Linked DNA regions of Homo sapiens: regions 2 and 3 are each linked to region 1. The links are chromatin contacts, found by Hi-C or POLR2A ChIA-PET in ENCODE. All regions are on one chromosome and are shown on one strand. The core of a region is the stretch at or near the end of the contact, and the rest is flanking DNA. Distances in the headings are between cores, read along the strand shown. Region 1 holds the start of DMAC2 (distal membrane arm assembly component 2). Region 2 holds the start of EID2 (EP300 interacting inhibitor of differentiation 2). Region 3 overlaps SERTAD1 (SERTA domain containing 1).

Region 1 (3,153 bases), core at 241-2,740:
AATCTAATGCCTGATGATCTCAGGTGGAACAGTTTCATCCCAAAACCATCCCCACCCCACCCCCGACCCCCAGTCTATGGAAAAATTGTCCTCCACGAAACCAGTCCCTGGTAACAAAACGGTTAGGGACCGCTGCTCTAAGGTACATTCTCCACCTGGCAGAAATAATCTTTACAAAATGTAAATCCGATTTTGACACTCCCTTCTTCCCACTGTGAATAGAATAAAACCCTACCAGGCCTGCACCGTCAGCCCCTGCCCACCTCTCAACCCAGTCTCCTATCTCTGTCTGCAAGCTGGTTCCCACCTCAAGGCCTCTCTGCTCTAGAGGCTACCTCTCCCTGCAGCGCTTTTCCCCTAGATCTTTGAATGGCTCTTTCCTTATCATTCACTTCTACTTCAATGTCACCTCTTCAGAGAGGCCTTTGCTGATGGCCCTACACCCAGTCACTTTTTTTTATCTGCTTCTCATCAAAATTGCCTTGCTGATTCCTTTGTTTCTTATTCATCCTCTCCCACATCCATCCTCTCCCAGCCCAGAATGTTGACTTCCTGAGAGAGGGACTGGGTCTGTCCTGCTCACCATGGTAACCTCGGCATCTAGAACAGTGCCTGCCATCACGTGGTAGGTGCTCAGTAAATATTCTTGGAACTAATGAATGAATAATTCTATCCACAAGACTTCACAATGGCTCTTCATGCTGCGATCTAGCTTTCAACTCCAAACTGGTCTTGAGATCTCACCTCAGTCTCTAACCTTGACATCTAACCTCTTCACCCACTCTCTTACCTGACCCTAATTTTTAAAAATGACGTGGTCAGCTTTTCAGCCCCCTCATTCCCTGTTTTTAGGAGGTAGTGAGTGGAAGCTGGAAGAATAAGAAAGCTTGGGGAGACTGCAATTGCAGTCAGGAAAGAAAGGTACTCTGCCGGGAAGAACACCCCATCTTCTCCTAGGGAAAGATTGTGGAGTCCTGGGGTTTGTTTTGTTTTTCAATTTTTTGTTTTAAGAGACAGCGTCTCGCTCTGTCACCCAGGCTGGAGTGCAGTGGCGCAATCACAGCTCACTGCAACTTCGACCTCCCCGGCTCAAGTGATCCCCCCGCCTCAGCCTCGTGAGTAGCTGGGACCACAGGCGTGCACCACCACGCCCGGCTAACATTTTATTTTTTGTGGATATAAGGTTGCCCTATTTCTTTGTGGAGATAAAGGCTCCCCTATGTTGCCCAGGCTGGTCTCGAACTCCTGGCTTCAAGCGATGCTTTCGCCTCGGCCTCCACAAAGTGCTGGGTTCACAGGTGCGTGAGCCCGACCTGTGTCTCGTTTTGAAGCTCAGGGAGAGGGCGCTGTGAGCAATCCCTAAACCCTTTAAGAGTAAAAAGTGCGTGCACCTTTAAGAGGACGGTTAGAAAACGCGGGGCGTGGCCACAGGAGAATAAGTTCGCGCTGAACCAGGAGCGTGGGATAAGACCGGCCCCTTCCGGTTACGAAACCTTAGCAAGATGGCGGCTCCCTGGGCGGTAAGTGACCGGAGTTCCTAGAGCCCCAAATTTGAAGTCCGCTCTACAGCCTCCGCATTCAGGGCCTCTGTTGGCGGCCACGAGAGCAGAAAGCCGTGAGGCAGCAGGCTAAGCCTGGCAAGCCCCGTACTGGGAGTGCAAACCTGTGGCTAGTGGGGGCCAGGAAGGATCTGTGAGGGTCGCAGGCGGAGGAGACGCTTTAGCGAGCGAGAGGAGGCAGGGACTTGGCTGAGAGTATCCAATGGGGATGAGGGAGTGGCTGCCGAAGAGCGACGCGACTAACCAATCAGAGGGAGGGATGACACAAGGAGCTAATGGACAGGCAAGGGTGGGGCCTGTAGGATAAGAGAGCTTGGAAGGGATTGTTCGAGGATGTGGGATTTGGTCTTAGAAGACCGAAGGATGAATGTAAGGAAAGTTAGTGGGAGATTGACGAATTTTTACAGAAAACTCAAAAGCATGATGGGTGGGGGAACCAAGAGGTCAATTTGGAGGTTCTAAGGGCATGATCTGGGTGAAATTAAGAGGAGAATTTGAGATATTCTTTCAGAGGATTTAAAATCAAGGAATGAATTTAGGGAAAATTAAAGAGGTTGGCAGCTTTAAACTTTTGAGGAAAATAAGGGTTTGGGTAAAATTATCGAGATAATTTGAAAAAAAAAAAGAATTTGGTTAAAGCAAAGAGAAATTGGGGTAGATTAAGAGGAGACCTTGAAAGCAAAATTGAAGAGTTTGGGGGCTTCTTCCCATTGGCCACACCCCTCGACTTTCTTACTCTCCTCTTCAAAGCTCATGCTTTTTATACCCTTCTCGGTTCAGGGGTGTCCAATCTTTTGGCTTCCCTGGGCCACGCTGTTCGAAGAAGAAGAATTGTCTTGGGCCACACATAAAATACACTAACCATAACTGATGAGCCAAAAAAAAAAAAAAAAAAATCACAAAAATATCCTCCTAATGTTTTAAGAAAGTTTGCATGTTTGTGTTGGGCTGCATGCAGGCGGCGGGTTGGACAAGCTTGGTTGGTTTTAGGGATTGCTCAGAGCACCCTCTCCTTGAGGTTTGGAGATAAGTTTTTAAGATTATATTCTGGGGAAAGAAAGAAGTCATTTGGGAAGACCCCAGCAGAAGAATTGGGTAATTAAGGGGCAAATCTGTGGAAAATTAAGAGGTCAAATAATGCAGGTTTTGAGTGATAAGGGTTTGGGGGAAAGTTAGAGGAAGAATTTAGGAAAATCAACAATATATGGCTAGTCGAGAAAATTTAGGGTTCACTAAGGGGAGGAGGAACTTGGAAAAAACATGGGGAAATTTTTGGAATCTCAAAGACAGTTTTGAAGTTTTGAAGGAAGAACTTAGGGTGAGTTGGGAAGCAGAGGGATTGAGGTTCATGGAGCAAGAACTGGGGGATCCAGCTCTGTGTCTCCCAGGAGGCTCCAGGCTCAGCTCCTTTCCTCTCCCCCTCCCCAGTCCCTGCGCCTGGTCGCCCCCATGTGGAATGGGCGTATCAGGGGCATCCATCGCCTGGGTGCGGCAGTGGCCCCAGAGGGCAATCAGAAGAAGAAAAGGACAATACTCCAGTTCCTGACCAACTATTTCTACGATGTGGAGGCTCTGAGGGATTACTTGCTCCAAA
Region 2 (3,153 bases), core at 247-2,746, 1.9 Mb after region 1:
GGAGGCCGAGTGCTCTGGCTCACCCTATAATCCCAGCACTTTGGGAGGCTGAGACAGGCGGGTCGTTTGAGCCCAGGACTTTGAGACCAGCCTGGGCAACATAAGGAGACCCTGTCTCTACAAAAAAATTAAAAATTAACTGGGTGTGGTGGTGTACACCTGTAGTCCCAGGTACTCAGGAGACTGAAGTGGGAGGATTATTTGAGCTCGGAAGGTTGAGGCCACGTTGAGCTGTGATTGTGCCACTGCACTCCAGTCTGGGTAACAGAATGAGATGAAAGAAAGAAGGAATGAAGGAAGGAAGGAAGGAAGGGAGTGAGGGAGGGAGGGAGGAAGAGAAAATGTGAATGGATGAATCTCATAAAAATAATGCACAAAAAAACAGATACAAGTGTGTATGTGAGAAAACATTTTAAATGGTCCATTTCTGAGGCATGATAAATCTAAGTACTGGCAGCCAGCCTGCAAATATAACAAACTGCAGGGCTCATCCACCTAGAAGGTCACAATAAGGGAACAGAATGTAGAGGCGGGGTCAGCCCATAAAAGGGAAGAAAGTGGCCGGCGCAGTGGCTCACGCCTGTAATCCCAGCACTTTGGGAGGCCGAGGCAGGCGGATCACGAGGTCAAGAGATCGAGACCATCCTGGCCAACATGGTGAAACCTCGTCTCTACTAAAAATACAAAAATTACGCAGGTGAGTGTGTTTCTCACATAGATAAAGTTCAGAATACAAACCAAACTAAACTACAGCATTAGGAATGCACCCTTAGGTGGTAAAATGAAAAGAAAAACAAGAAAGTGATTACCATAAGTATCAGCATAGTTGTTACTTCTGCGTAGAAAGGAAAGGATAGTGATAAGAAGAAGAGGAAGGGTTCTGGGATGCTGGAAATATTCCACTTCTTGGACTGTGTGGTAGTTAAACGGATGTTCACTTTGTGATAAATCATTCAGCTGTATATTTATGTTTTGTTTACTTTTCTGCATGTTATATTGCACAAATAAGATTCGAAAAACAAATGTCCAAGGTAGTCAATGCAATGTTAAAGATAACACGAAAAGACTGTAATTACAAAGCTTTGGTAGCTAGGACGATCCGTATGGATGAAGACAGGCAAAGGAATGAATGAAAAACAATTTAAAAATCCAGAAAAGACCATGAATCTAAAATATCTTGATATATAATAGAGGTGGCACATAATCACTGGAGAACAAAGAGAAACACCCTAGGACAGAACCTTGAGAACGCCTACAAGAAGCGATCTTGTAAGCGTTCCTCATAAACATCAAACTGGTTGAAATGTCCCCCGCCCTTCGTCGTTGGGATGTTTCAGATGCGTTGGCGCTTCCCGGCCTCGAGGGGGCATCTGGAGAACGGCGGGCGCCGGGAAAGTACGCATGCGCACTGCTCCCAGGGTTTGCGGTAAGAATCTATGCTCTCGCGCCCGGTTACGCACACTGCATTTACAGCGCGCATAGCGCCCACGCACGCGCACTGGGGTGTCCGCCGGGCATCGCTCTGTCCAGTTATTCCAGTTTCTCTGGGAGCAGCCGAGTTGACCCCACGGTCTGAGATGTCCAAGCTGCCCGCAGACAGCAGTGTCCCGCAGACAGGCGCGGCGAATGGTGACAGAGACGTCCCGCAGGCGGAGGTAGGCCGCGGGAGGCGGGAGCCGGCCCCGGCACAGCCTGAGGAGGCCGGGGAAGGCGCGATGGCGGCGGCCAGGGGAGGCCCGGTGCCGGCGGCCAGGGAAGGTCGGATGGCGGCGGCCAGGGCAGCCCCGGCGGCGGCAGCCAGGGGAGCCCCGGTGGCAGCGGCGGCGTTGGCCAGGGCAGCCGCGGCGGGCAGGGAAAGCCCGGCGGCGGCGGCGGCCAGGGAAGCCCGGATGGCGGAGGTCGCCCGCTTGCTGGGGGAGCCAGTGGACGAAGAGGGTCCCGAGGGCAGGCCCAGGTCCAGACACGGGAACGGAGGCCTGGCTGCGTTGCCCTATCTCCGTCTCCGCCACCCACTTAGCGTTTTAGGCATCAATTACCAGCAGTTTCTCCGCCACTATCTGGAAAATTACCCGATTGCTCCCGGCAGAATACAAGAGCTTGAAGAACGCCGCAGGCGATTCGTGGAAGCCTGCAGAGCAAGGGAAGCAGCGTTTGATGCCGAATATCAGCGAAATCCTCACAGGGTGGACCTCGATATTTTAACCTTTACGATAGCTCTGACTGCCTCTGAAGTTATCAACCCTCTGATAGAAGAACTTGGTTGCGATAAGTTTATCAATAGAGAATAGTTATGTGGTGACACTACTTCAAGAGAACCTCTGCATTCCAGTCATACCAATCCTGCAACTTGATTTTCAGAAGTCAAGAGTATATCGCGATAAGACAGTGCACAGGTGGAGGGGAAAAAAAGGGGGAGGGGGAAGCTTATCTTGAAAAAGCATCACAGAAGTAGAAAAAAATGTCGAAAGCATTATAACTGTAACGTTCTTTGAGTTTGTGATTGATCCACATTTTTCCCCCTGCATTATGGAAAATGTCTCTCAGCATTGCTTTATTACAAAGTAAAGGATGGTTTTATAAAATTGAGACTGATGAAACATCAATACTAGAGCCCATGAGGATGAAAGAAATTATCAAATAGTGCTGAACAGAATAAGATGTTAACGCTGAGTTATTAGGACTGGAAGGCTATGAAAAGAACTTGAAATTGTCGGAATATGTGCTCTCTTCATGTCATATTCAATAGAAGTTTCTAGTTTAAGATTGATTTTGTGTTTTCTTAGGCATTTCAAGTGACAAGCAAAGTAAATGTATATATTATGTGATAAATCATGTTTTCAAGAACGTCAAATTTCTGGACTTTTTTCTTTCAATTTTTAATTTTTAAAGTTTTTTTGGTATTAAAAAATCTATTCACAAGCCAAAAAATATATAAAATATACAGCGAAAAGCCTTCCATTCTTGTTTTCCTCCATCCAGTACCAACGATGACCTCTAATAGCCACAGTTTCCTTTCCGTCCTTCTAGTTTCCTTACGTGTACACAGGCACATATAAATCTGGGTTTACTTGTTTTATTTCTTCACAGAAGTCGGCATATTATATTTACTGGTTTATACATTGCTTTCTCATTAAGAACATATGTTGACCCTTC
Region 3 (3,153 bases), core at 342-2,841, 1.0 Mb after region 1:
CAGGGCGCTGAGCCCTCGTGCTGGAATGGTTGTCTGGTATCTGAACTGAGCCTGCTGGCTGGACCAACTGTCCTCGAAAAGACACAGCTGGCTTCCCTAGTACAGAGAACAGGGCTTGGGCCACTTTGGAGAGACAGAATCTAGTCCTGGGCAACTTCACATCCGTCCTCCTGTCTCAGGGCTGGCAGGGGGAGCCTGGAATTACCCCCTAGTGATGGAATGACAGGGTCTGGTGGGGACTGAATTCCCTGGCCCTGGGGTCATAGCTTGGGCTGTTCCTTCTCTGATACGGGAAGAGACCCCAATCAGATTTTTCAAATTAAAGCCAGTCCTGGGAAATCTCAAATCCGTGTGCTGCTTTGTCTCTGGGCAAATGTGAAGGCGAGATAAAAACATCAAACATTTTATTGGGCGTAGGCTGTGTACGAGGCACAGTTTCTAAGCACGTCACTGTGTTAACTCATTTAATCCTATAACAGCCCTACAAGATCGGTAGTATTATCATCCCTATTTTACAGGTGAGAAAACCAAGGTTCCAAGATTATCACTTGAGGTGGGTTTTAAATTATGAACTTTTTTTTTTTTTTTTTTGAGATAGGGTCTCGCTCTGTCACCCAGGTTGAAGTACAGTGGTCTGATCATGGCTCACTACAGCCTCAAACTCCTGGGCTCAAGCGATCCTCCTACCAGGCCACTTTTTTTTTTTCTTTCTTTTTTTTTTAAGACAGATTCTTACTCTGTCGCCCAGGCTGGAGTGCAGTGGCGTGACTTCGGCTCACTGCAACCTCCACCTCCCAGGTTCAAACGATTCTCCTGCCTCGGCCTCCCAATTAGCTGGGACCGACTAATTTTTTATATTTTTTGTAGAGACAGGGTTTCACCGTGTTAGCCAGGATGGTCTTCATCTTCTGACCTCGTGATCTGCCTGCCTCAGCCTCCCAAAGTGCTGGGATTACAGGCGTGAGCCACTGTGCCTGGCCTTTTTTTTTTTTTCTTAAATTTTATTTCTTTTCTTTGCTAGCAGGAAGTCAAGGCAACTTTTTAAAAATGAAAGCAAGTCCTCGCCTGGAGTCTACCTGTATTTATTGAGGAGCGAAGGGGAGATTGCTTTCAGAATGGTCCCGAAATAAAAACACAAAACCTGGACCCTGGACAGATCCTCTCCAAGGAGCCCTGAGAGTCGGCTCTCCAGGAAAATGGGGGAGGAAAGGGGGACAACAGCCCATTTTTAAAAATAAAATTCACTCCTGGTCTTAAATCTCTGGGCAAAGGATAGGGACGCTTGGAGCTGTGTCTGAAATAAAGCCACTAGGCTTGGTAGCTGGACTGCAGAGAGGGAGCTCAGGGCAGGCAGCTGTGCCTTCCTTCTAGAAGAAACCCAGACCCGGACGAGCTGGGGCCACCTGCCCGTGTGCTGGGCCTGGCTGGAGCGCCGGGTGTCAGCGGCCGCCCCCGCGGTCCAGCCGCATTCCAGGCCTGGCTGGGAGGGGCCGCACACTCAGCGGCCTGGCACGGGACCCAGGCTGCGTCCTTCCTGACGGCCGCAGGGACAGGGCGGAGCCTGAGGGGGGGTGCACGGAGGGGAGGGAGTGTCACCGTGAAAACTGCGGGTGCGCATGGAGAGAGGCGCAGGGGGCTGGACGGTGACCCGAGGGGCCAGCGGGGCCTTGAGTGAGGGAAACGCCGCCATCGTGGGGTCCCAGAGCCTCGCTTCTGGCCAGAAGCCTCGGGGAGGCAGAGGCAGGAGTGGAGCTGGGCCAGATGGGGAGCCTGGGTCGGCCCCAGGGGCCGGGAAGGGGCGGGCAGAGTGGCGCTTCCTGGAGGAGCAGAGGAAGTTGTGCCCATTTCTGGAAGTGGATGAGGCGGGCCGCGGAAGCGGGTGAAAATGGCCTGCGGGGAGCTGTCGTCCAGGCTGAGGGTCTTCCAGGCGCCTGACTCCAACCCCGAGTGACTCCAGCCCCGGGCAAATGGGACTCGGACTGCTTTGCCGCAGACTCAAAACTTGGGCGCCTGGGCTGAGCTCAGCACCGCCCCCTGGTGCCCAGTCGGGCTCTGCGGTGCCGCCGTCTTGGGTTCCCCGGACATCTGTCCAGTGGTCGAGGGATCATGAACGCCCTCTGTTTACAACACTCTGCGGGCCTGTTTCTTTCTTTTCTTTTTCTTTTTTTTTTTTTTTTAGAGACGGGGTCTCGCTTTGTCGCCCAGGCTGGAGAGTGCAGTGGCGCGATCATAGCTCACTATAGCCTCGAATTCCTGGGCTTCAGCAATCCTCCCGCGTCAGCCTCCCAATTAGCTGGGGTTACAGGTGCACGCCACCACGCCCAACTGATTTTATTTTTATTCTTATTTTTATTTATTTATTTATTTATTATTTTTTGAGATGGATTCTCGCTCTGTCGCCCAGGCTGGAGTGCAATGGTGCAATCTCGGCTCACTGCAGCCCCTGCCTCCTGGGTTCAAGCAATTCTGCCTCAGCCTCCCGAGTAGCTGGGATTACAGGCGCCTGCCACCATGCCCGGCTAATTTTTTGTATTTTTAGTAGAGACAGAGTTTCACCATGTTCGCCAGGCTAGTCTTGAACTCCTGATATCAAGTGATCCGCCCTGCCTCAGCCTCCCAAAGTGCTGGGATTACAGGCGTGAGCCACCATGCCCGGCCGATTTTTTAAATTTTTTGTAGAGACAGTGTTGCCCTATGTTGTCCAGGCTGGTCTCGAACCCCCAGGCTCAAGCAATCCTTCCACCTCAGCCTCCCAAAGTGCTGGGATTCCCGTGGGCCTGTTTCTTATTCTTTCCTTTCCCCGCTTTTTCAAAGAGATTGGGTCTCACTGTGTTGTCCAGGCTGGAGAGCACTGTCTGTACAGAGGAGTGATCATAGTGCTGTACAGCCTTGAACTCCTAGGCTCAAAGGATCCTCTGGCTTCAGCCCTCAGAGTGGCTGGGACTATAGGCACAAACCACTGTGCCCAGCTAAGGACCTGTTTCTGATGTCTCCGAGGCCCAATATGGGGTGAGCTGATCCTTCCGTCTGCCCCTGTGCCTGCTTTGCCACTGATGGCCCCTCTCCCCAGAGCCTCTAGGTACAGTTGCATAGGTTGTGCACTGCATATAGGCTCCGTATGTAAGGGGCTGCCACTGGTGTTCCAGGTACCCT

What was found. Hi-C counts contacts between places; a loop is a spot of excess contacts on that map. ChIA-PET counts read pairs that join two places held with the same protein, here RNA polymerase II (POLR2A). Pooled maps may share reads with other maps.
Region 2: a pooled map shows a loop between it and region 1 (1.8-fold over the local background). The contact joins the promoter of EID2 here to the promoter of DMAC2 in region 1. A Hi-C loop is called at or near these places in 1 of 50 pooled maps. POLR2A ChIA-PET finds 5 or more read pairs at or near these places in 2 of 52 experiments (A673 and naive thymus-derived CD4-positive, alpha-beta T cell).
Region 3: a loop to region 1 is called in a pooled map, with 5 times the contacts of the local background. The contact joins the enhancer-like site here to the promoter of DMAC2 in region 1. A Hi-C loop is called at or near these places in 1 of 50 pooled maps. POLR2A ChIA-PET finds 5 or more read pairs at or near these places in 2 of 52 experiments (OCI-LY7 and WTC11).

The regions. Positions count from the first base shown.
Region 1 is chr19:41,438,249-41,441,401 of GRCh38, reverse strand. DMAC2 (distal membrane arm assembly component 2) reads left to right here and starts at 1,490. Exons shown (of 6, transcript NM_018035.3): 1 at 1,490-1,520; 2 at 2,988-3,153. The coding sequence starts at 1,503. RefSeq lists an enhancer at 1,586-1,755.
Region 2 is chr19:39,538,504-39,541,656 of GRCh38, reverse strand. EID2 (EP300 interacting inhibitor of differentiation 2) reads left to right here and starts at 1,496. Exons shown (of 1, transcript NM_153232.4): 1 at 1,496-2,950. The coding sequence starts at 1,578. The coding sequence ends at 2,288. RefSeq lists an enhancer at 1,241-1,740 and a silencer at 1,712-1,791.
Region 3 is chr19:40,419,694-40,422,846 of GRCh38, reverse strand. It overlaps SERTAD1 (SERTA domain containing 1), which reads left to right. Exons shown (of 2, transcript NM_013376.4): 2 at 1-1,258. The coding sequence ends at 11. Among named protein-coding and RNA genes, the nearest start is that of SERTAD1, 4.7 kb to the left of the region's middle. RefSeq lists a silencer at 1,489-1,578 and enhancers at 1,869-1,988, 1,654-2,154. Within about 2 kb of position 1,591, at least 39 of the 41 ENCODE cell types and tissues checked have a DNase peak (open chromatin) inside an H3K27ac peak, as active enhancers do; they include OCI-LY7, where a contact is called at or near this core.